3 separate regions of the Homo sapiens genome follow, and all the other regions are linked to region 3. Evidence: chromatin loops called from intact Hi-C (ENCODE). Cell type or tissue: dorsolateral prefrontal cortex. All regions are shown on one strand.

Region 1 (8,000 bases), 200 kb before region 3:
TTTTATTTTTATTTTTTTTTGAGGTAGGGTCTTGCTCTTTGCCCAGGCTGTAGTACAGTGACACGATCGCAGTCCACTGCAGCCTTGACTTCCTGGGCTCAAGCGATCCTCCCATCTCAGCTTCCCAAGTAGCTGAGACCACAGGTGCATGCAACCATACCCAGCTAATTATTTGTTTATTTACTTATGTGGAGACATAGTCTTGCTATGTTGCCCAAGCTAAACTTGAACTCCTGGCCTCAAGTGATCCTCCTGCCTTGGCCTCCCAAAGTGTTGGGATTGTAGTTATGAGCCAACACATTCAACTAAGTAGAGACTTTAAACACGCTCATATGTCCAGTTTAAAAGATCACTCTAGGCTGGGTGAGGCGGCTCACACCTGTAATTCCAGCACTTTAGGAGGCCAAGGCAGACAGATCATTTGAGGTCAGGAGTTTGAGACCAGCCTGGCCAACATGGTGAAACTCTGTCTCTACTAAAAGTACAAAAATTAGTCAGGCATGGTGGCACATGCCTGTAATTCCATCTACTCAGGAGGCTGAGGCATGAGAATCACTTGAACCCGAGAGATGGAGATTGCAGTGAGCCGAGATTGTGCCACTGCACTCCAGCCTGGGCAATAGAGTGAAACTCAGTCTCAAAAAACAAAAACAAAAAAAGATCACTCTAGCTGGCAGATGGAGACTGGATCAAGAGTGGGCAAGAGGGCAAGGAGAGATGAATTGCAAAGGTTTAGGCAAGAGATGATAGTGGTCTGGACCAGGCTGTGAATGAGGCGATGGGAAGAAATAGATTTAAGGGCAGGTGGGAGATTGCACAGGATCTGGTGTTTGGAAGTTTGGGGTGGGAAGGAGGAATAGCCAAGGAACTGCTGAACTTAAGGAAAACTTACTGCTCCTTATAGGCTCAGAGCTGAGGAGGTCTTTTGAGCTGAAGATAAGGGTGCCCTCTCTACACATTCCAGGGCTTCCTTCTCTGCTTTCTGACTCAGACTGAGACACCAAGAAATTTTCTGTTGATCATTTGGCTTCCCCTGTGGCTTTCTAACAAGGGGAGGACACACCAGTCTTTTGATATACTCACATTCTTGCATACTTGACAGATAAATTTATCTTTATAAACTCACAGATTGTTATCTGCTTTATGATTGAGTCAGACTCTTTTGGTTCATTATTGTTAGCCCAAGGGTGGATCCTCTCTTAATGTAAACAAAAAGTTAGAGTTTTGACATTGTAAAGTTGAGGCCCAAACTCCCTATTATGGCAACTTCAACAAGAGAGTCTTGTGGATCTTTCTCAAGGCGTTCAGACTTCTCGTGGAGACACCCTTCCAGACCACTGTATTATATGTGAGTATTCAAGCTCAAACAGGGATAGGGAGGTAGACAATTGAGTTGAGCTGGACACTGTAGGGATGCGCTGCACCCATAGCTTGCCCCTCCAGTTACATTCACTGTGGGTGCCACACACTCTTTCAGGAAAGCAATCTGTCGGTATTTACCAAGACGCTTTCAGTAGTCAGTCCTGCTTCTGAGAGTCTATAGCCTAAGGAAGTGATTTAAAATGTGACATTCAATGTAGCATTATTATTATTATTTTTGAGATGGAGTCCCGCTTTGCCGCTCAAGCTGGAGCGCAGTGGCGTGATCTCAGCTCGCTGTAACCTCCGCCTCCCAGATTCAAGCGATTCTCCTGCCTTAGCCTCCTGAATAGCTAGAATTACAGGCGCGTGCCACCATGCCTGGCTTTTTTTTTTTTTTTTTTTTGTATTTTTAGTAGAGACAGAGTTTCACCATGTTAGCCAGGCTGGTCTCAAACTCCCGATCTCAGGTGATTCATCTGCCTCAGCCTCCCAAAGTGCTGGGATTACAGGCGTGAGCCATCGCGCCTGGCCCAAGGTAGCGTTATTGATAACAGTGAGAAACTAAAAGTAAAACGTGTCCAACAACATATCCATAGGATAGAATATTCTGCAGCCATTAGAAAATGGACATTCTCAAAAGAGTGGATCTTGTTCTTAAACAGGTGAAACTAATCTATGTTGATAGAAGCCAGAAGGTTACATGAGGGGAAGAAAAGTAGTTATTGACTGGGAAGGTGAGGAAATCTTCTGGAGCACTGGAAATGTTCTGTATCTTGAGATGGGTGGTGGTTACATGGGTGACTACACACATGAACATTCACTGAACTTCACATTTCACATGTGTGCACTCTACTGTATGAAATTAGGCCTCAGTTTAAAAGAATGAGTTCTAAGACCATGTAGCAATCAATGCCCAGCGGGAAATGTCACCAAGCCCTTGAGAGAAGGGCTTTGTCTGTTCTGTTCCTGGAGAAAAAGGGCTTTGTTCTGTTGGCTGCTGTATACTCAGAGCTTAGAACAATGCTTGGTGCATAGTAGACCCTCAACAAAAACCTACTGAATTATTATAGAAAATGCTTAGGATAAAACGTTAAATGAAAAAAAAGTCCCAAAGTTACACAACTCTTTTTATTTATTTTTTTCTTTGGATGCAGAGTCTCACTCTGTCACCCACGCTGGAGTGCAATGGCGCAATCTTGGCTCACTGCAACCTCCGCCTCCCTGGTTCAAGTGATTCTCCTGCCTCAGCCTCCCAAGTAGCTGGGATTACAGGCTTGTACCACCACACCCAGCTAACTTTTGTAGTGGAGAGGGGGTTTTGTCATGTTAGCCAGGCTGGTCTCAAACTCTTGGTTTCAAGTAATCCTCCCACCTCAGCCTCCCAAAGTGCTGAGATTACAGGCGTGAGCCACCATGCCCAGCCAAAGTTTTACAACTTTTAAGCGTATGATGGTTACGATGTTATAAAAATGATGAACAGGAAAAAATCTAAAGGAAATAGAGTGAAATGGGGTTGGTGGTTGTGCTGAGTGGTGTAGGTATAGGAGACAGTTTTTTATTTTATTTTATTTTATTTTATTTTATTTTATTTTATTTTATTTATTTTTTGAGACGGAGTCTCACTCTGTCCTCCAGGCTGGAGTGCAGTGGCGCGATCTTGGCTCAGTGCAACCACCGCCTCCCAGGTTCAAGCGATTCTCCTGCCTCAGCCTCCCGAGTAGCTGGGATTACAGGCATGTGCCACTGCTCCGGGCTAATTTTTTTGTATTTTTAGTAGAAATGGGGTTTCACCATGTTAGCCAGGATGGTCTCAATCTCCTGACTTCGTGATCCACCTGCCTTGGCCTCCCAAAGTGCTGGGATTACAGGCATGAACCACCGCGTCTGGCCAGGGGACTGTTTTTGAAAATTTCTTTGATGGATGCCTTCTCTCCATTCTATCCATGATTCTGTATGTAACTTCATTTGGAAACAGCAGCTAACACTGAGAGAGTGCTTATTCTGTGCCAGGCTTCACACTTACAGAAATATCTACTTTACATTTATCAACTCATTGCATTTTTGCAAAAATCTTATGAAGTAGTTATTTATCCCTATCTTACAGACAGAGAAACTGAGGCACAGAGAGGTTAAGGAACCTGCCCAAGGTTAGGCAGCATTAAGTGGCGGCCCTGGGAGGGTGGCCGCCCAGCAGGAATCTTGCTCCAGGGGCTGCAGGCTTAACCATTATGCCTCACTGCCACTCAGATGCCAAGGTGCAAAGCCTAAATTTGAGGCCTCTGTGACTGAGAGCCTCGGACAAATGGGCTGCTCTGCTCTCCTCCCGCTGTGATTTTCCCTATTTCCTGGGAGACTCCAAATGTCAAGCACCTGAAAGGAGGGGAGGAGCGATGGATGGAGAACCAGGGACCAGAGGAGAGGAGGTGGGCAGAGGTGGAAAGGCCCTGCCTGCTCCAAGCACAACCTCACCTTCCCTGGGCAGAAACAGATGTTCCTGTTACCCGATTCCTCGCTTTAGAAGCCTGGGGAGGGCCCTTCTCCCAGGCTGGCCCTGCCCCTGCCCCCTGGGGCCATCACGAGGCCTGGGCCAACAGCCCTGATCTTGCTGTTCATCCACCGGAAAGGCGGCTTCCTGGAAGCTCGTCCCCTCCCTCTCTGCCGCATCCTAGTCCACTCTGTTCCTGGAAGTTGAAGAAACCAGGCACAGAACTTCCCTTGCGCACCAGCCAGCCGGAGCAGCGTGCCTCCCTCTGGCTCTCACCACCCACTAGGGGGGAGAAGACGAGGGTTTGGTTCTGCTGGAGGATAGGATTTGAGTTTCTCTCTGCGGCTCACTTGCTGTGCGTCCTGCGGCAAATTACTTGACCTCTCACAAGCCTCAGTTGTTTCATATATGAAATGGAGATACTAAAAGTACCTGAAGGGATGGCTGTAGGATTGAATGCAACAATGTGGGTGACGCATTTGGCACGGTGGCCTGGCACCTTACAGCACTCAAAACAGGGTAGCTATGGTTACTATTATTATCCTGCCACCCTCATTCTCTTCAGGGGCACTGAGGGGTTGGAGAGATGGCTGAGAAGGCATGCAGATGCCTTGGCTCCAGTAGGAAACGCCTTTCTTATCAGCATAGACGTCAGAGTCTGTCAGAGTCGAGTTATTAATACCCAGCCAGCCCACCAGCTTTGCATTTAGCATTCCGAGGTGGAGAGGTGGGGAGGGGAGGGCTAGGAAACAGGTGGCCAGGGCAGGAGAAGGAGCCGCTGGCCTCCCTTGCCATGGGAGCAGTCCTTCCCAGCCCCAGCAGGCAGTACTTGGCGCCTTCTCTGCCAGACACCCTCCACCTGCACTCTAAGGTCTGGGAAGGTGTGAAATTCCTGCATGAAGTCAAACGCCAGGCTGTCATCTCCTCAGTCCCCTACGGGCACAGCACTGTCCTTCCAGGGATCCAAAGCCCAAAAGAGCAGCGCTCCCAGAAGGAACAGATCCAGGCATGGAACAGAGGACCCTCAAAACTGGAAGGGGGCTTAAAGGACTCCCATCTGCCTTGGGGGTTTAGACACAGCGTCTGGACTCAGGCAGACCTGAGTGATGGGGAAAATCTACATCCTTCAGCCTGTTTCCTCAGCGGTTAACTGGGAATAATACTAAGTTTGAACCCTTTGTTTGAAATGTTTGTTCCTCGGTGCAGTAAAGAAATAGCACTTGGACATAAATTTAATTTATTTAGTAAGGCCATTTTTACTTCACACTCTCCAGCAGTTCTGCCACGAGAGTACACCGAACAAAGGAGACAGGGTCATTTATAACCTGATGCGTCCACCCTACTGCTGTGTCCGGTTTCCATTGGCTGGAACCTGACCTCACATTCTGTATTTGTCCCTATTGGCTAGAGACTTACAACTTTTTAAAAGAGGCAAAGGTAGAGGGGAACAAAGGAAGGAGGAAGTAACTTATGGAATGCTGAGAAAGGTAAAAACACTTTTAAATAAGGAAGAGGAACAGGCTATGACCTAATGCTTGCTTGGACCAGTATAAGCATGCCAGGGCAAATATTTAGGCTAAATTGTGGAAGCTAAGAACATAAAGTATATTGATTTCTTTATTATGGCTAGCAGATATTTAAGAATGTTAGCACAGGTCTTTGAATAAATTTTGCTTCTAAGAGAAGTTACTATTTATTCCTAATTAGATGGGGAGGAAAGTCTTTGAAGAGGAACCTCTACTTTACTTTTTACACCTTCCATGTATGAAAGGAAAATAAGATCTTGGGACCCCCAACTCACGGTGCCAAAAGGGAAAGTTAAGTTTGGAAACTGAGTCACACATAAACAATTGCCTTTCCTTCTCTTCTTAAATAGGTATCTCCCCAGGTGACCTCCCTCACCCTGACAATGTAAATGAGCATCTTATCTTGATGGGTATGGGACAAGAGGAGACTAGAAATAGTCCCACCGCCCACCCCAGAGGAATGCGTATTTGACTTCTTCCTCTGCTGTGTGTTTATCTTATGTAAAGTGTAGATTTACTGAGCACGTTGAGCATGAGAGGAATACATAATTTTTGTTTGTTTGTTTGTTTGTTTTTGAGATGGAGTCTTACTCTGTTGCGCAGGCTGGAGTGCGGTGGTGCGATCTCGGCTCACTACAACCTGCACCTCCCGGGTTCAAGTGATTCTCCTGCCTCAGCCTCCCGAGTAGCTGGGATTACAGGCATGCGCCACCATGCCCCACTAATTTTTGTATTTTTAGTAGAGACAGGGTTCACCATGTTGGCCAGGCTGGTCCCGAACCTCTGATCTCAGGTGATCCGCCCATCTCGCCCTCCCAAAGTGCTAGGATTACAGGCATGAGCCACTACACTCGCACCCAGCCGGAATACAGACTGTTCCTCTACCCCCTCCTTTTCACATGCAACATGTGGATTCAGTGAGGGCTCAGCAAAGCCTCAGAACAATGTAACCAGACTTGTCTCATTTTTTCTACCCTCCCTTTTTTTTTCTTTCCTCCTTCCTCTCCAGCTCAACGTTGGGAAAATAAACCTCTAAACTGATGGAGACCTGTCTTAGACACTCTTCTCGGTTTACACATGCAATAGGAACATTTTCATTTGGCTGTTGAAAGGACAAATGAAATAATTCCTAAAAGCACAGGGATTAGCGTACAGCAAGTGTCTGGGAAGTAGTGGGTGTTGGTATCCCAACTCCTCATTTTACACACAACTTCCCATTTTGTTCTTCCCCAGGGAAGCCGTGGCAGATCTTAAGGAACAAAGATCTTCCAGGAATTTTTCATTCTTCCACCTGAGCTAACAAATTATACCAGACAATGCTTCTTTGTTTTCTTAAAACAAAGAAAAAATATTTTAAAAATTGATTTAAAAAAAGTAATACCCTTTATTTTTTACAGCAGTTTTTAGGTTCACAGCAAAATCGAGAGGAAGGTACAGAGATACCCCATAGAGCCCTGGCCCCTACACATGCACAGCCTCCCCGACTATCAACATCCCCCACAAGAGCGGTACCTTGGTTTTTTTGTTTTTGTGTTTTTTGAGACAGTCTCGCTCTGTCGCCCAGGCTGGAGTGCAGTAGCCCAATCTCGGCTCATTGCCACCTCCCCCTCCCAGGTTCAAGCGATTCTCCTGTCTCAGCCTCCCAAGTAGCTGGGATTACAGACACCCACCACCACGCCCGGCTAAATTTTGTATTTTTAGTAGAGACAACGTTTTGCACGGTGGCCAGTGTGGTCTTGAATTTCTGACCTTAGGTGATCAGAGCGGTACCTTTGTTACAATTGATAAACCTATGTGGACACAGCACTATCACCCCAACCCAGAGTTTACATTAATGGTCACTCGGTGTTGTACATTCTTGGAGTTTGGACAAATGTATAGTGACATGTATTTACCACTTCAGTACCATACAGACTAATTTCACTCCCATAAAAATCCTCTGTGCTCTGCCAATTCATCCCTTCCTCCCTGCTTACCACTGACCACTAATTTTTTTTTTTTCTTTTTTTGAGATAAGAGTCTCACTCGCTCTGTCGCCCAGGCTGGAGTGCAGTGGCATGATCTTGGCTCACTGCAACCTCTGCCTCCTGGGTTCAAACAACTGTCCTGCTTCAGCCTCCTGAGTAGCTGGGATTACAGGCGTGTGCCACCATGCCTGGCTAATTTTTGTATTTTTTAGTAGAGATGGGGTTTCACATGTTGGCCAGGCTGGTCTTAAACTCCTGAGCTCAAGTAATCCATCTGCCTCGGCCTCCCAAAGTGCTGGGATTACAGACGTGAGCTACCGCACCTGGCCAATCACTAATTTTTTAATTGTCTCCATAGTTTTACCTTTTCCAGAATGTCATATAGTTGGAATCATACAGTATGTCAGCCTTTTCAGATGGTCTTCTTTCACTTAATTATATGCATTTAAGTTTCCTCTATGTCTTTCCATCACTTGTTAGCTCGTTTCTTTTTAGTGCAGAGTACTATTCCACTGTCTGGATGTACCACAGTTTATTTATCCATTCACCTGCTGAAGAACACCTTGGTTGCTTCCAAGTTTTGGCAATTATGAATAAAGCTGCTATAAACATTCCTGTGTAAGTTTTTGTGTGAACATAAGTTTTCAGCTCTTTTGAGTA
Region 2 (8,000 bases), 250 kb before region 3:
CTGACTTGAATTGTCATGAAGGAGCATCTCAGCCTCTCAGCTGATTTCCAGATCTCAGCCAGTCCACAGACCTGAAGCTCTGATTGAACAGGAGGCCAGGTCCCTTAAAGAAGGACCTCACAGCACTGCCACATGTACGTACTGTAAAACTTCCCCCAAGGAAGAAGGAAGGGGCAATTCAGACCATTTAGGAAGTACTAGATGTTGGCCTTAAAGTAATGCTAGTATCTGGAAACCCAAGATTCCCATGTCCAAAACTACGGAAAAACCTCGCTCTTTCACAAACCTGTTCTGCCACTGACTTCCTCATCTCATTCAAACCTTCCCTAACTCAGCACCTGTCCAATTGCTCAGGCCAGGGCTAACCTTTTGGCTAACCTTTGACCTGTCTCTCTCTCTTTCATTCCACATCTGATACATCAGCATCTGTAGGCTGTATCTTTGAAATCCATCCAGATTTAGAGCACTCTCTCCTGCTCCACTCCTTCTGCCCTGGTCCATGCCACCGTCCCCTCTTGCCTGGGACTGTAGTCGTCTCTATTATTTTATTTTTATTTGTTGAGATGGAGTCTCACTCTGTCACCTGGGCTGGAGTGCAGTGGTTCAATTTTGGCTCACTGCGACCTCCGCCTCCCAGTTCAAGTGATTCTCATGCCTCAGCCTCCTGAGTAGCTGGAACTACAGGCACCCACCACCACACCCAGCTAATATTTGTATTTTTAGTAGATGTGAGGTTTCATCGTGTTGGCCAGGCTGGTCTCGAACTTCTGACCTCAAGTGATCCACCTGCTTTGGGCCTCCCAAAGTGCTGGGATTACAGGCGTGAGCCACCGCACCCAGCTGTGGTAGTCTCTAGTAAGTCTCTCTCTTTCTAACCTCATCCTGCATAGAGTCTATTCTCAATGCCACTCTAGATCAATTCTTTAAAAATATATCAGTCATGTCACTTCTCTGCTCAAAACTCTGAAAAAGGTTCCCCATTTCACTCGAGATAAAGACAAATCCTTAGCAGCCTGCAGGCTTCCCGTGGCCACGCCCTGTGAGCTCCCTGCCCTCCCCGCCTGCCATCCTCCCTGTCCAGATGCACATGTCTTCCTTGTCTGTTCCTCTAACACAACAACCACGCTCCACCTGGGGGCCTGTGGACTCTGCTAGGAATGCTTTTCCTTCAGTTACGTGCTTTGCTGACTCCTTCCCCTCCTTTAAGACTTGTTTTTTTAAGAGAGTCTCGCTCTGTAGCCAGGCTGGAGTGCAGTGGCGCAATCTCGGCTCACTGCAACCTCCACCTCCCGGGTTCAAGTGATTCTCCTGCCTCAGCCTCCCAAGTAGCTGGGATTACAGGTGTGCACCACCACACCCAGCTAATTTTTGTATTTACCCAATGCCATGTTTACATGGTCTTTGTTCAGGCTGGCACGGTGGCTCATGCCTATAATCCCAGCACTCTGGGGGGCCGAGGTGGGAGGATCACTTGAGCCCAGGACCTTGAGAGCAGACTGGACAATGTAGCAAGACCCCATCTCTGTTTTAAGAAAATGAAGAAAAAAAGAAAACAAAAAGATAAAGGTCTTTGCTCAGCCGATGCTTTGGAGTGAGGATTGCCCATCAGTGTCCCACTTTGGGTCAAAAGGCCAGAACTTGGTACTCTCATCTCCCTCAATCACCAGAGGTGGTCTGCCCTGGGAAGAGCATGACCTTGGGGAAGGCGGATCTCAGCAGCTGAGGCAGACCCTGAGGGAGGTGATGGCCATAGGCAGTCAGCTGCCTACTCTCCCTGCAGATGGGCAGCAGGCCCTTCCTTGGATGAGTAAAAAGAAGTACAGGAGAAGAAAAAAGGAGAAGAAGAAAGATGTACAGGAAGAAAAAAGGAGTACAGGAACCAAGGGGTGGAAGGAAGAGTGACCCCACTTACTGTTACTCCAGTGGCCCAGAGGGAGACTTTGTACTTGCCAGCCCTGCAACTCTGGGCTCTGCAGGGTTAGAGGTCCTGGTCCTACAAGGGGGCACATTTTTCCCAAAAAGATATGTATTGAAGGGCTGAGCATGGTGGCTCATGCCTGTAATCCCAGCACTTTGGGAGGCCGAGGTGGGAGGATCACTTGAGGCCAGGAGTTCAAGACCAACCTGGCCAAGATAGTAAGACCCCCATCCCCCTACCCTCAAAAAAAAAGAAAGAAAAAGAAAAACAGATCTGCATTAAATTATAACCAGTGTCTACCTCCTGGGTGCTCTGAGCTGCTTGTGTCCAGGACTAGCCATCAAGAACAGGGGTCGCTGGGTACAGTGGCTCATGCCTGTAATCCCAGCATTTTGGGAGGGTGAGGTGGATGGATCACCTGAGTTCAGGAGTTCGAGACTAGCCTGGCCAACATGGTGAAACCTTGTCTCTACTAAAAATACAAAAATTAGTCGGGTGTGGTGGCGCGCGCCTGTGGTCCCAGCTACATGGGGGCTGAGGCATGAGAATCCAGGAGGCAGAGGTTGCAGTCAGCCGAGATCACACCACTACGCTCCAGCTTGGGCAACAGAGGGAGACTCCGTCTTAAAAAAAAAAAAAAAAAAAAGAAGCAGGGTCTTGGCACCCCTGTCTTGGCATTGGCACAGGTGTTTCACCCTGATTATAAATAGGAATAAGGCTGCTCTTATACAGTGGGGGCAAGAAGGATCCCTGTGGATCCAGGGTGATCTGCTCAGGTGCTTCTTGGTGTTCCTTTGTTCCACTATAACTGCAAATGGACAGGTCATGCAACTCTGGCCTGAGAAGGGCGTGATGACCAGGGGCTCAGGCTTCTTGGGGATGAAGGTCTGGATCCCACCACCACGTGAGCCACTGAGGCCAGCAGAAGTGGCAGCTGAGGGTGAGGGGAGTCTAGAACCAATGGAGGAGGAGGGAGATGAGGGCCATCACCTGCAGCCCCAGGACGGACTGCCGTGGTGGGGGCTGTAGTTCGTCCCACTGGCGTTCCTCCACTAAGTTCCCTCTTGGGAAGAGGGCCAGAGGAATTCTGAAGGGGCTGCGCCTTCAGTGTGTATGGGCGGGTTCTTGTAGACAGCAGCTTTCAATGGTGTCCACTGCTGCCCACTAGTAGGGGGTGCAGTTAGCAGATGGCCTGCCGCTGTCACCTCCTTCAGGGTCTGCCTCAGTGGCTGAGAGCCCACTCAGCCAAGCTCCCACCCTTCCTAGGGCAGCCTGTATCTGGTGATTGAAGGAGGTGGGGTGTAAAGGTCAGGCCATTCCAGTTTAATGCAGGACACGCAGATGGACAATAGTCACTCCAGACCTTCGAGCCTGGTCGGTTGAGCTAGAGAGGCCACGCTTGCCATTCCTAGTGATCTAAAAAGGATAGGTCACTGGGAGATGGGAGTCCAAGCCTTGGCTAGTGGTGCACTGTGGGGACCTATGGTAAATTGCTTACCGTTTAAAGACTGCCCCTAACGGAAGGACTCTGAGTTTAGGTGAGCTTGGCACCATGAGGCACAGGTCACAATAATTTTGTTTCCAAAATTATCCCACCCTACCCCAGAAGATCTGCAGAAAGCAAGACCATGGGATTGGGGAGATGTGAGACTCAGATTGAGGAACGGTTTCCCCAAGGACCTCTGGAAAGCTCGTCTGATTGAGTTTGAACAAGGGTTATCCACCAGAGGGCGGGCTTCACCCTCCAAGAAGCTTTCCTGATACCACTTCGCCCACGGGCTCTTCCTGAGCTTCACTAGCATAGGGGGCCGCCCCGCTGCCTGGTCTTGCTGCGCACACCTGGACATCCTCAGAGCTGCTGTTTCACCTGGGGACTGCTCAGATGGTTGCTTACCTTGACACTGCTGCTTGTAATACCAGTTAACTGATAAGAGCAGCGATTTCTGCGTTTATATTGTTCTCTGTAGTGTATGAAACATCTTCACATACATTATTCTCATTTGGTTTGCAAAGCAACTTGAAAAAATAATTTATTATTATGGCCACTTTTCAGAAGAGGTAACTAAGGCTCATAGAAGTCAAATGGCTTCACCAGTCACAGAGTATGTTCCTGCTGCTGCTATCACTGACATTTATTAAGCACTTGCTATGTGCCAAGGATGATGTTAAGGGTTCACTTATTTAATTCTACAGTAATAAAGACAGTGAAGTGTTGACAGGCAGTGTTAATTAAATGTGTGCCAGTTTAGAAATATTATCTCTTTCTCTGATGAATGGAACTTTTATCATTAGGTAGAAACTATCTCTAGTGATGCTTTTAGCTTCAATATAGCTATTTCATCCTCATTTTTTTTTGCCAAGTATTTCTTTTTCTAAACTTTGCCAATCTATGTCCTGATATTTTAGATTTGTCTTTGTAAACAGAACATATTAATAGTGGATTTTATTCTTTTATTTAGTCTGACATCCTTTATCTTTGGAGAATTTAGCCCACTTGTAGATATTGCTATATTTTTATTTATTTCACTCATTTGTAATGTACATTCTATTTGCTGTACTTTCCCTTTCTCTTAAAAAAAAAACTACTTTTTTTTTAAGATGGTGTCTCACTCTTGTTGCCCAAGCTGGAGTGTAGTGGCGTGATTTCGGCTCACTGCAACCTCTGACTCTTGGGTTCAAGCGATTCTCCTGCCTCAGCCTCCCAAGTAGCTGGGATTACAGGCATGTGCCACCATGCCCGGCTAATTTTTGTATTTTTAGTAGATACGGGGTTTCACCATGTTGGCCTGGCTGGTCTCAAACTCCTGACCTCAAGTGATCCTCCCACCTCGGCCTCCCAAAGTGCTGGGATTACAGGTGTGAGCCACCGTACCCAGCCTAAAAAACACTTTTTTAAACATTGATTTTTTTCCCCACTGTTAGTTTGGAGGTTATTGGTTCTAGGTCTGGTTTTTTTAATGGTTATCTCAACAATTCTAACCTAATGATGAGTCTGTTTACTGAGTTTTCCATTTCAGTTAGCATAATTTTTTCATTTTCAGAAATTGTATTTGGTTCTTTTGGAAATTTACTTGCTAACACATAGTATCAAGTCCTTTCTTTCTTTCTGTCCTTCTTTTCTTTTTTTTTTTAATGAGACAGGGTCTCACTTTGTCACGTAGGCTACAGTGCAGTGGTGTGATCTCGGCTCACTGCAGCCTCCACCTCTTGGGCCCAAGCTATCCTCCTGCCTCAGGTCCCCAAGTAGCTGAGACTACCGGTGGGTGCCATGATGCCCGGCTAATTTTTGTATGTGTTGTAGAGACGGAGTTTTGCCATGTTGCCCAGGCTGGTCTGGAACTCCAGAGCTCAAATGATCTGCCCGCCTCAACCGCCCAAGTGCTAGGATTACAGGTGTGAGCCACATGCCTGGCCTATTTCCTTAAACATATTAAGCAAGATTATCTTTTATTCTGTCTGATAATTTCAATATCTTTGAAGGTCTGTTTCCACCGCCTCCCAATCCTGCTTGTTCTTTCTCATGGTCCCTTATTATCTTGTGTTCAGTTATTTTTTGTCACTAGCTGCTCATGTTGTTTGGAAATCTGTGGGAATTATTTTAGACTTGTGTTGAAGTTGAGTTTCTTCAGAGACAATTTGAAATGATTTCTGTCAATAATGTGCTAGTACTACCAACTCATATCACTTTAAATTTTAAATTCTCTGAGGATTTTAGGATTACATAGTAATATGATTTGACTTGGGATTTCATGAGAGAGCTGGCTTGAAAGTTATGAACTCTTTGTTTCTTGGAAAGTTATGAAGTTTTTTTTTTTTTTTTTTTTTTGAGATGGAGTCTTGCTCTGTCACCCAGGCTGGAGTGCAGTGGTGTGAGCTCAGTTCACTGCAAACTCTGCCTCCCGAGTTCAAGCGATTCTCCTGCCTCAGCCTCCCAAGTAGCTGGGACTACAGGTGTGCACCATCACTCCCGGCTAATTTTTGTATTTTTGGTAGAGGTGGGGTTTCACCATGTTGGCCAGGCTGGTCTTGAACTCCTGAACTCAGGTGATCCGTCTGCCTCAGCCTCCCAAAGTGCTGGGATTATAGGCATGAGCCACTGCATCCAGCCAAAAGTTATGAATTCTTTTTTTTTTTTTTTTTTGAGACAGAGTCTAGCTTTGTCACCAGGCTGGAGTGCAGTGACACAATCTCAGCTCACCGCAACCTCCGCCTCCCGGGTTCAAGCGATTCTCTTGCCTCAGCCTCCCGAGTAGCTGGGATTACAGGCACATGCCACCACACCCAGCTAATTTTTGTTTTTTTTTCAGTAGTGACAGGGTTTCGCTATGTTACCCAGGATGGTCTTGATCTCCTGACTTCATGATCCGCCCGCCTCGGCCTCCCAAAGTACTGGGATTGCAGGCTTGAGACACCGCGCCTAGCCAAAAGCTATGAATTCTTAAAGGTGATTTTATTTTCTTCTCTTTCCAGGGCCAGAGTTGATATAGGAAGATTTCATTGGACCTCCCATCTGAGCGCTATGGTTTATTTATTTATTTATTTATTTATTTATTTTCTGAGACAAAGTCTGGCTCTATTGCCCAGGCTGGAGTGCAGTGGCATGATCTTAGCGCACTGCAACCTCTGCCTCCTGGGCTCAAACCATCCTCCCACCTCAGCCTCCTGGTGGACACACGCCATCACACCCAGCTAATTTTTTATAGTTTTTGGAGAGAAGGAGTTTCATCATGTTGCCCGGGCTGGTCTCCAACTTGTAAGCTCAAGCAATCTGCCTGCCTCAGCCTCCCAAAGTGCGGGGATTACAAGCGTGAGCCACCACGCCCAGCCGATTTATTTTACCTTAGCTCTTACACTGTAGTTATGACCCTCCGGGGTCTCCTATTAAGAGTTCCCATTTTGGAGAAGCCTTGGGATTTATCTCCTGTCCCCCAGGTATCCTATGCAAACATGAAAGGAGGATGTTAAGGTCTCTGGGGTTTGGCAGGCATCCTGAGGGTTAAACACGATGTTGGTATTTACTTTCCTTTTTCCATAGTTCCTGGTTTCACTTCATTTTGGGGCTTATTTCTTACTTTCATGCAGCTCAGCAACATAATAAAAAAAATTAAAAACTTTATACAATAATTTAGTTTTTTATCATCAGAAGGATCACTCGGGTATCTAATTCATCATATTACTGGGAAATTTTTTTCTTTTTTTTGAGACGAAGTCTCACTCTTGTCCCCCAGGTTGCAGTGCAGTGGCACGATCTCGGCTCACTGCAACCTCTGCCTCCCGGGTTCAAGCGATTCTCCTGCCGCAGTCTCCCAAGTAGCTGTGATTACAGGCGCCTGCCACCACACCTGGCTAATTTTTGTATTTTTAGTAGAGACTGAGTTTCACCATGTTGACCAGGCTGGTCTTGAACTCCTGACCTCAGGTGATCCGCCCGCCTCGGCCTTCCAAAGTGCTGGGATTACAGGCATGAACCATCACACCCGGCTACTGGGAAAATATTAAAACACAGATTTCATTGTCATAACTCACATTTGTTTTATGATATTTTATAGTCTTTGCACATTTTAATTTGAGTTTCATACAGTATGGCTTGTGCATATTATGATTTATAATAATAACATAATTTAATTTTTGCAACTCATGAAGGTAGATATTATTATTCCTGTTTTACAGATGAAGAAACATAGGCTCCAAGTTTTTTTTTTTTTTTTTTTTTGAGACGGAGTCTCGCTCTGTCGCCCAGGCTGGAGTGCAGTGGCACGATCTCGGCTCACTGCAAGCTCCGCCTCCCGGGTTCATGCCATTCTCCTGCCTCAGCCTCTCCGAGTAGCTGGGACTACAGGCACCCGCCACCACGCCCAGCTAATTTTTTGTATTTTTAGTAGAGATGGGGTTTCACCGTGGTCTCCATCTCCTGACCTCGTGATCCGCCCACCTCGGCCTTCCAAAGTGCTGGGATTACAAGGTGAGCCACCGCGCCTGGCCTGGCTCCAAGTTTCAAGAGTAAAGCTAAGTGGCTCAACAGAGCCTTCAGCCATTGGTATTCATACTCCAATGTTCTTAGCCCTTGGAGGACAGGAACTGC
Region 3 (8,000 bases):
AGTTGGGGCTGTCACCAAGGAGCAGACTCCATTCCTTTTGTCTTGAATGGAAAATGAGGCTTGTCCCTTCCTGAGGATTTTGTACTTGGGCCTTATGGTTGACTGGGCTCAGTGGAGAGAGGTTTGAAGGACGTGAAGGAGGCCCTTAAATTAACATTTGACAAGCACCTAGATTGTGCTCCACACTGGCCTTTGCGCTAGGGATGGAGAAAAGATGGGGTGGGACCAGCATATCACGTGCCCATGTGAGGGGAAGGAGAGCTGTAGAATGCTTACTTACCTGAGGGTGAGGCTCTCGACCACATACTTGTACTCACCAGGGTGCTTTAGTGCTTTGGTGAAAGGAGTGACCACAGAGGGCTTTGTGGTCTGGGAAGCTTTGAGAGGAGAAAGGACATGAGCTTGTCCTTTTGGAAGTCAGATGAACCTTCCAAGCCAAACCCCAATAAAGCACTTAATTGTTAAACACTTAGTAAGCCTGTGATTGCCACGTGCACAGAGAACCTGCCATAGTTAATGGCCTTTGGCAGGCCCTCCAGGCAGGCCCCCTCCCCATTTTTTTATTCTAAGCAGTGGAGGCTCTTTGAAGGCTTTTGAATGTGGGGGGCTGCAGTGGTCAGTAACAAAACCATTTTAAGGAAGAGAAAGTGGAGGCAGGGTGAGTTGACTGGAGAGTGGCTGCCGTTCAGGCTACGGTGGCCATGGTGGCTGTTGGGGCAGCACAGGGATGAGGTGGGAGGGCCTGCTGGGCTCTGGAGCAATCCATGTGACTGACACTGCACTGAGGAACTGGGACATGTGCTCTAAACTTGGGAAGCTGGAGGAGAAAGAAATCACTCCACTTGGGAAAATGGCAGTGCTACTATTTACTGAGCACTTAACGTCCAGGCATCGTGTTCATTTTCTCCACCATAGAGAAGTGAACAGGCAGAGTAACGTACCCAAGGTCCTAAGCTAGTAGGAGAAGCTTACCCAGGCAGATCTGCTCTAAGCCCTGCACAGGAAGGGGGGCTGCTCTGACAGCTCAGCATCCCCTCGTTGCCCGGAACAATTCCCCTCTGCCTCAGACCTGCTCACAAGTCTCAGCAAATGAAAGCCCTACTATTCAGCCGTTCCCACCTCCTTAAAAAGGCAGGGCCTCTTATCCTTGCATGCCTTGGAGTGAGGTCTCATCCCCCACCCCCAGCACCTTTATAAAGGTGCTCCTGTCTACTCTGTATCATTCTCCCAGTGGAGAATTCTGATTTTCAGTGATGTTTTAGCTGTCCCGGTAAACCTGTGCACCCAGATGACAGTTTGGCTACCTTACTGCGAATTCATTTGTTTGAATCACTGTTAAATGTGGTTCATTTAGGAATACAGAAGATAAAGGCCAAATTTTTTCTTTTCTTTTTTTTTTTTTTTCGAGACAGTCTTGCTCTGTTGCCCAGGCTGGAGTGCAGTGGCACGATCTTGGCTCACTGCAACCTCCGCCTCCCCAGTTCAAGCGATTCTCCTGCCTCAGCCTCCCAAGTAGCTGGGATTACAGGCGTGCACCACCGTGCCTGGCTAATTTTTGTATTCTTAGTAGAGACAGGGTTTCACCACGTTGGCCAGGCTGGTCTTGAACTCTTGACCTCATGATCTGCCTGCCTCAGCCTCCCAAAGTGCTGGCATTACAGGCATGAGCCACCGCGCCTGGCAAGGCCAAGTTTCTTATAGAAAAGCTTCCCCCTTTGGATGGAGGTTGGACTTAGATGCCCTAGAAGTTCCCTTCCAAATCCAAGACTGATTCTCTACAGGGTTGGATTGCAGACCACCTGAGATCAGAGACCATGTCATAGACACAGAGCTGAACTCCAAGGACCCAGACACATTGCTGGTGAGCCAAGTCTCTTGACACTTGCCTCCTCCCTTTTTGCCCAGGTGAAACGAAGGTCCAAAATGTCCCTGTGGCTGAGGCCTCTGCCAGCAGAAGCTGGTATTCTGTACTTAAGGGCGTAGGAAAGGGTTTCTGACTTGTTTCGTACATGCACTTAGATTTTTAAAACTTAGTTGTAGGGTTTGATGAGCTCCAAAATGCAGCAGCTTCATGGAAGGGCTCTGGTTCATAGTTAGAAAGGCCTGGCCTGCTTCCATCGTGGCCAAGAGCAGAGCAGTACCTGCCCAGTCCTTGGGCACCATATCCTACTGAGACAAGTAGGCTGCTGAAATTGGATCCATAGGAAGAAAAAACAGACAGGAAATGAGCCAGCTACCTCATAGCAGCCATCTCAGCAGAAAAGGACTGAGCCTCTCCTGGGCCTGGAGCTTCCAATCCCTGTGGCCTCCTGCTCCCCTCACTGGCAGAAAGCCCCAGTATTCACTGGGATGGGGAAGTCCCCATGCTAAGCCTAGCCTCCCCTCTTCCCTGCTCTCACAGCTCTCTATTTAATAGCAGCAACTAATAATTATTTGCATTGTCTCAGTGAATCCCCAGAACAGCCCTATGAGGTTATCATGGCCATTCCATAGGCGAGAAGTAAGGCAACTGGACCTAGATTAGGGGATTTACCTAAAATGACAACTAGCAAGCAGTAGAGTCAGGACTCAAACCCAGACTTTTAACCCCCATGCTGTACTGCAACTCCTCATGTATCACAAGTGTTACTCATTAATTCAAGTGTCTCCCCAGCTAGAACACAGGGTCCCTGAAAACAGGGACTCCTCCTGTCACATTCACCACTGGATCTCCTGGCTCGTGGTGGGAGGTTAATGTGCTGGATTAAATAATGATGAGTGGGTGGGTGACTCCCACGGTCTACCTCAGGGCACTGGCTTTGTCCTCATCCTTTGCGGACCCCATGTGGAGTAAACCCGATTTTCTAGAAGCAAATGAAGGGTCTGCACCAGCTTTGCAGATGGCTCTGAGGTGCACAATCCTTAATGGAATCCTCCTGGATCCGAACGCACAAACTGGTGGCCTGCAGCCAATGTTGAACCATAGGCATGTTGCATTCAGCCCATGCTGTGTTTTAAATTGTTGAATTAGCTGACAATTCCATGTGAAAATCTGATTTCAAGCTTATCTTGAAAAAAGCTGACAGATCTGGCAACCCTGGGCTTGCAGTCCCACCCAGCGGCCGTCAGCGGACTCTGGGCAGTTGCTGCCCCCTTGAGGCGGGACTTGTGTTCTGCAGCTCTCCATCCCCTTGGGCCCACCCACTTCTGTCTTTCGCTGGATCCGCCCTGCCCCTGCTGGAGGCCCAGCATTTGCAGTCCCTGACACAGAGACTAGTAACTCCATCACTCCAAGTCAGCCAAACTGTTTTTTAGATCAAAAGTCCAGTCAGTATAAAAGGACGTGTAATAGCCTGTAATCCCAGCACTTTGGGAGACCGAGGCGGGCAGATCACGAGGTCAGGAAATTGAGACCATCCTGGCTAACACGGTGAAACCCCGTCTCTACTAAAAATACAAAAACAAGATTAGCCGGGCGTGGTGGCGGGTGCCTGTAGTCCCAGCTACTCGGGAGGCTGAGGCAGGAGAATGGTATGAACCCGGGAGGTAGAGGTTGCAGTGAGCATAGATCACGCCACCGCACTCCAGTCTGGGCAACAGAGCGATACTGTGTCTCAAAAAAAAAAAAAAAAAAAAAGACGTATAATAAAAGTGAATCTCCCTCCCTCCCAGGTCACCTAGCTGTCTCCCGTGTCTCCTTCCAGAGATGTACTGTACCTCTAAGCCCAGTCACCAAACACTTGCTGGCACCTCTATGGGCCAGACACCAGCTGGGTATCAGGATCACATGGTACTTTTTCAAAATATGAGACTCAGGACCCTCAGACCTTTGGAGGTAGAATTTCTAAAATTGGAGCCAGCCTGTTGCTGGGTGTGGTGGTACACACCTGTAATCCCAGCACTTTGGGAGGCCGAGGAGGGAGGATCACTTGAGGCCAGGAGTTAGAGACCAGCCTTATTTATTTAGAGACATAGCAAGATTCTGTCTCTAAATAATTAAAAAATGAAAGTAAATAAAAAAATAAAATTGGAGCCCCAGTGTCTAGAATTTTTTTCAGACAGGGTCTCTCTCTTTGTCACCCAGGCCGGAGTGCAGTGGTGCAAACACAGCTCACTGCAGCCTCAACATCCTTGGCTCAAGCAATCCTCCAACCTCAATTTCCAGAGTAGCTTGGACTATAGGTGCATGCCACAATGGCCGGCTAATTTTCGTATTTTTTGTAGAGACAAGATTTCACCATGTTGCCCAGGCCGGTCTCGAACTCCTGAGCTCAAGCAATCCACCAGCCTCAACTTCCCAGAGTGCTGCGATTACAGGCATGGGCCATCGTGTCTGGCCTAGATTTTTTTTTTTAAGCCAGCGTTTCTGTTGCTCACCTAGGCAGAGACCCCTCAGGATGCAACATCTAAACACCATTGCCATCTCTCCAGTCCCCAACAGCCTGGTGGAGATGGGCCTGCAGCTGCACCCATCACAGCCCCTGCTCACAGTGTGCAGACTGTACCCTGCACAGGAGATCCCACTGAGGAGATGTGGGGCCTGAAATCCAGTCATACCCTACAACCAAGGCACACAGTACATTCCCTCATCTTCCCAGGAACAGGCACCACTTCCTAATTTACCATGTTACCCATTCAATACAAATACAGGGAGACCTGTGCTCTCCTCTGCTGTGGGACACAGATAGGGGCTCCTCAGGATGCAGGCCCAGGATGAATTCCTGTAGGAGATAATGCTTGGGTCAAGTTTGGTTTAGGGAATAGAAGCAAAGAAGTCACCTCTCTACTTTTTACCTCCCCAATCCAGGCTACCCCACCCCATGACTCCCTGTGGTTATCAGGGACATCACCATTCTCCTGGCCACTGACAGGGACACTTTAATAACAGTACACATTGGCCAGGCGCAGTGGCTCACACCTGTCATCCCAGCACTTTGGGAGGCCAAGGTGGGCGGATCACCTGAGGTCAGGAGTTTGAGACCGGCTTGGCCAACATGGTGAAACCCCGTCTCTGCTAAAAATACAAAAATTAGCCAGGCGTGATGGCGGGTGCCTGTAATCCCAGCTGCTTGGGAGGCTGAGGCAAGAGAATGGCTTGAACCTAGGAGGCGGAGGTTGCAGTGAGCCGAGTTCACACCATCGCAGTCCAGCCTGGTCAACAAGAACAAGACTGTGTCTCAAAAAAATAAATAAAAACCACTGTACATCAACAAGGCCCTTGGGGACAGCTGGGGCATAAGTAGGTGTCAGCCATACATCAGAGCAGTGTGCCTGCCCTGAGCTGCTTGGGGTTGACCAGCCTGGTGTCCAGAAATGCCTGCTGGAGGGAGTCGTGGTACAGGAACCTTGTGCTCTTAGAAGGTCTCCTGAGAGGCCCTGTAAAGCCAGAGTCCCTCTTAGCAGCTCAGATCAGTGCTATCAAAGTATAGCTCGGGGATTGCTGCCAGCATACAAACTTTTACTGGTCTGCAGCGAGATAAGTACAGAAATTGAAAGTAAGCATTTAGAAACTTTTATAACAATTTTACAAGGTCTTGTCAAATGTTATTAAAACAAAGCTGAGGCTGGAATTTCACCTTTTTCATTTCGTTTTTTTCAATTTAAACAAATTGTAGTAAAATATAGATAATATAAATGTACCATTTTAGCCATTTTTGAGCGTACAATTTAGTAGCAGTAAGTGCTTTCACAATATTGTGTAACCACTAGTATTATATAGTATATATTTTTAAAATTTTACAGAAGTATTAAGTTAGCAGCAGATTAAACATTTTTTTCTTAAATTGAGCTTGAGAAGCGCTGGCCTAAATGGTAACCTGTGGGGAAGCCTTGATGGTTTGGAGGCTCCTAATTGAGTCCATTGCTTGGCTTTTTTCCCCAAATCACGGAGTGGAGTTAGGTCCCAGAGAATGGTGTTGGCTGAGGCCCAGGCTCCCACCCGGGCTAGAAAACTGGGCAGATGGGCACCACCCTTGAAGGGAGGCCAGCCAGGCACTGCAAAGCCTGGGGTAGTGCTGTCCCGTGTGCCCGGGCCAGGAAGGCTAGATGAGAGGCCCGGGGGCGTTTGGTTTAGAGGCCCAGCAGGCTTTCCTTCTGACTCAGTGTAGGGAGGCGGTTGTTTAGAATCTCAAGAATCTCAGCTCCAGCTGGGAGGGGACCCTCAGCGGCTCAGCGGCTCAGCCGTGGTGGCATCTACCCTCCCTGTTTAAAGAAGGAATCTGAGGTAAGAGAGAAAGAACTGGTTCAAGCTTGCAACCAGTTAGTGATGTAGTAGTGATGGTCTCAAATACAGGCCTTTTAATTCCTAGGCAGAGGCAGGGCAGAGATTTTATTTAAAAAAAAAAAAAAAAAAAAAAGTCTTGCTCTGTCTCCCAGGCTGGAATGCAGTGGCGCAATCTCGGCTCACTGCAACCTCCGCCTCCTGGGTTTAAGCAATTCTTCTGCCTCAGCCTCCCAAGTAGCTGGGATTGCAGGCACCCCACCACCATGCCCAGCTAATTTTTGTATTTTTAGTAGAGACGAGGTTTTGCCATGTTGGCCAGGCTAGTCTCGAACTCGACCTCAGGTGATTCGCCCACCTCGGCCTCCCGAAGTGCTGGGATTACAGGCGTGAGCCACAGCACCTGGCCTAATTTATTTTTAATTTTAATTTTTAAATTTTTCTCAGACTTTAGTGAGCATAAGAATGGGCAGAGATTTTTAGAGTCACACAGAATAGTATTCCGGTTCTGGCTCTAAGAGCTTTTCAGGGGGCTTGGGCACCCATACCCTCATCTGTAAACTGCAGAGACCCCCTCGCAGGCTGCATGAGTATTGAGCCCAGTGCTGAAATGCCCAGCACAGGGCTGGCCCCTCCCTGCCCAGTGTTCCTCCTGCCAGCTTCATGGGTCTCCCCAGCCTGCCATTTCCCCCTCATTGTGTGTGTTGGTGGTGGGGGGTGGCGGGGTGCAGATGAAGGCAGATCCTCTTCCCCAGAATGAGGAGAGCAGGGGGCTCACAGCCTGCTGCACTGGCCCACCTCCACAGCCCTGTCCCCACTGGCCGCCTCTCTGTACTTGCCTCTGCCAACTCTCTGGGTCTTTGGCCTTTCTTTCCAAGATGCAGAACGTTTGTAAAACGAAGGGGTTGGACCAGAAGAACTCAGAAGTCCATTTTGAGAAGGGGAAGCTAAAGTTCAGATGCCTTAAAGTTCTGTGTCTTTTCTAGGAGGTCCAAACTCCCAGCATATCTGACTGGGCTGCCCCCAGGGGACTGGGACATCTGCTTTTGTGTCACCTGGCTCCATCATTTCTCCCTCCTCTCTTTTCTTTCTCTTACATGACTGAAGTTGTTTGAGCTCTTAAACAATTTGCCGTGCATTGTATAGGCATTTTACATAATCCATCTGAATTTTTTTTTTTTTTTTAAGATGGAGTTTTGCTCTTGTTGCCCAAGCTGGAGTGCAATGGCATGATCTCGGCTCACTGCAACCTCTGCCTCCTGGGTTCAAGCAATTATCCTGCCTTAGCCTCCTGCAGCTGGGATTACAGGTGCCTGCCACCATGCCCGGCAAATTTTTGTATTTTTAGTAGAGATGGGGTTTCACCATGTTGGTCAGGCTGGTCTTGAACTCCTGACCTCAGGTGATCCAGCCACCTCGGCCTCCCAAAGTGCTGGGATTACAGACATGAGCTGCTGTGCCCGGCCCCGATTGAATCCTTAAAACAACCTTGTGAAGTAAATACTATTCTTTTTTATCCCATTTTATAGATGAGGAAACTGAGGTTCAGAGAGGGTCAGGTCACTCATCCACTGCTAATTAGAGGCAGAGCCAGCAGGCTGCTTGCTCTCTCAATGCCATTTTCCAGATGGCGGGGGTCCCATTCTGGCTTGAATTCATGGGGCTCAATATGGCAGTGCCTGTGCTCACCTCTTCTTTCCAGTTTTTTCCAAATGGTCTCTGACTCAGTCCCTGGATACGCTCGCCTAGCAGGATCTCCTGGGCTGCTGGGTGTGTCCCGTAGACCCTGGCCGACCTACGG

What was found. A loop is a pair of places that touch in the nucleus more often than their neighbours do. Peaks named below come from ENCODE experiments on the same cell type or tissue, not always from the same donor. Only the 100,000 strongest peaks of a DNase experiment are listed, where the experiment ranks them.
Region 1: it touches region 3 in a loop (2.2-fold over the local background); 4 of 110 quality-filtered maps call a loop at or near these places.
Region 2: a loop joins it to region 3, with 2.2 times the contacts of the local background. A loop is called at or near these places in 17 of 110 quality-filtered maps.

What each region holds. Positions count from the first base shown.
Region 1 is chr1:26,090,940-26,098,939 of GRCh38, reverse strand. No RefSeq gene overlaps it. Among named protein-coding and RNA genes, the nearest start is that of PDIK1L, 17 kb to the left of the region's middle. RefSeq lists an enhancer at 688-5,578. In dorsolateral prefrontal cortex, no CTCF peak of the experiment used is centred here; a DNase peak (open chromatin) is centred at 4,052; H3K27ac peaks cover 2,310 bases; H3K27me3 peaks cover 1,345 bases.
Region 2 is chr1:26,140,941-26,148,940 of GRCh38, reverse strand. No RefSeq gene overlaps it. Among named protein-coding and RNA genes, the nearest start is that of FAM110D, 14 kb to the left of the region's middle. In dorsolateral prefrontal cortex, CTCF peaks have their summits at 3,446 and 3,649 (motif pointing right); a DNase peak (open chromatin) is centred at 3,660; H3K4me3 peaks cover 373 bases.
Region 3 is chr1:25,890,716-25,898,715 of GRCh38, reverse strand. It overlaps a transcript of STMN1 not described here. Among named protein-coding and RNA genes, the nearest start is that of STMN1, 12 kb to the left of the region's middle. RefSeq lists enhancers at 3,036-3,085, 3,004-3,298, 7,091-7,594, 7,595-8,000, 7,606-8,000. In dorsolateral prefrontal cortex, CTCF peaks have their summits at 2,935 and 3,140 (motif pointing left); DNase peaks (open chromatin) are centred at 3,145 and 6,065; H3K4me3 peaks cover 2,415 bases; H3K27ac peaks cover 7,489 bases.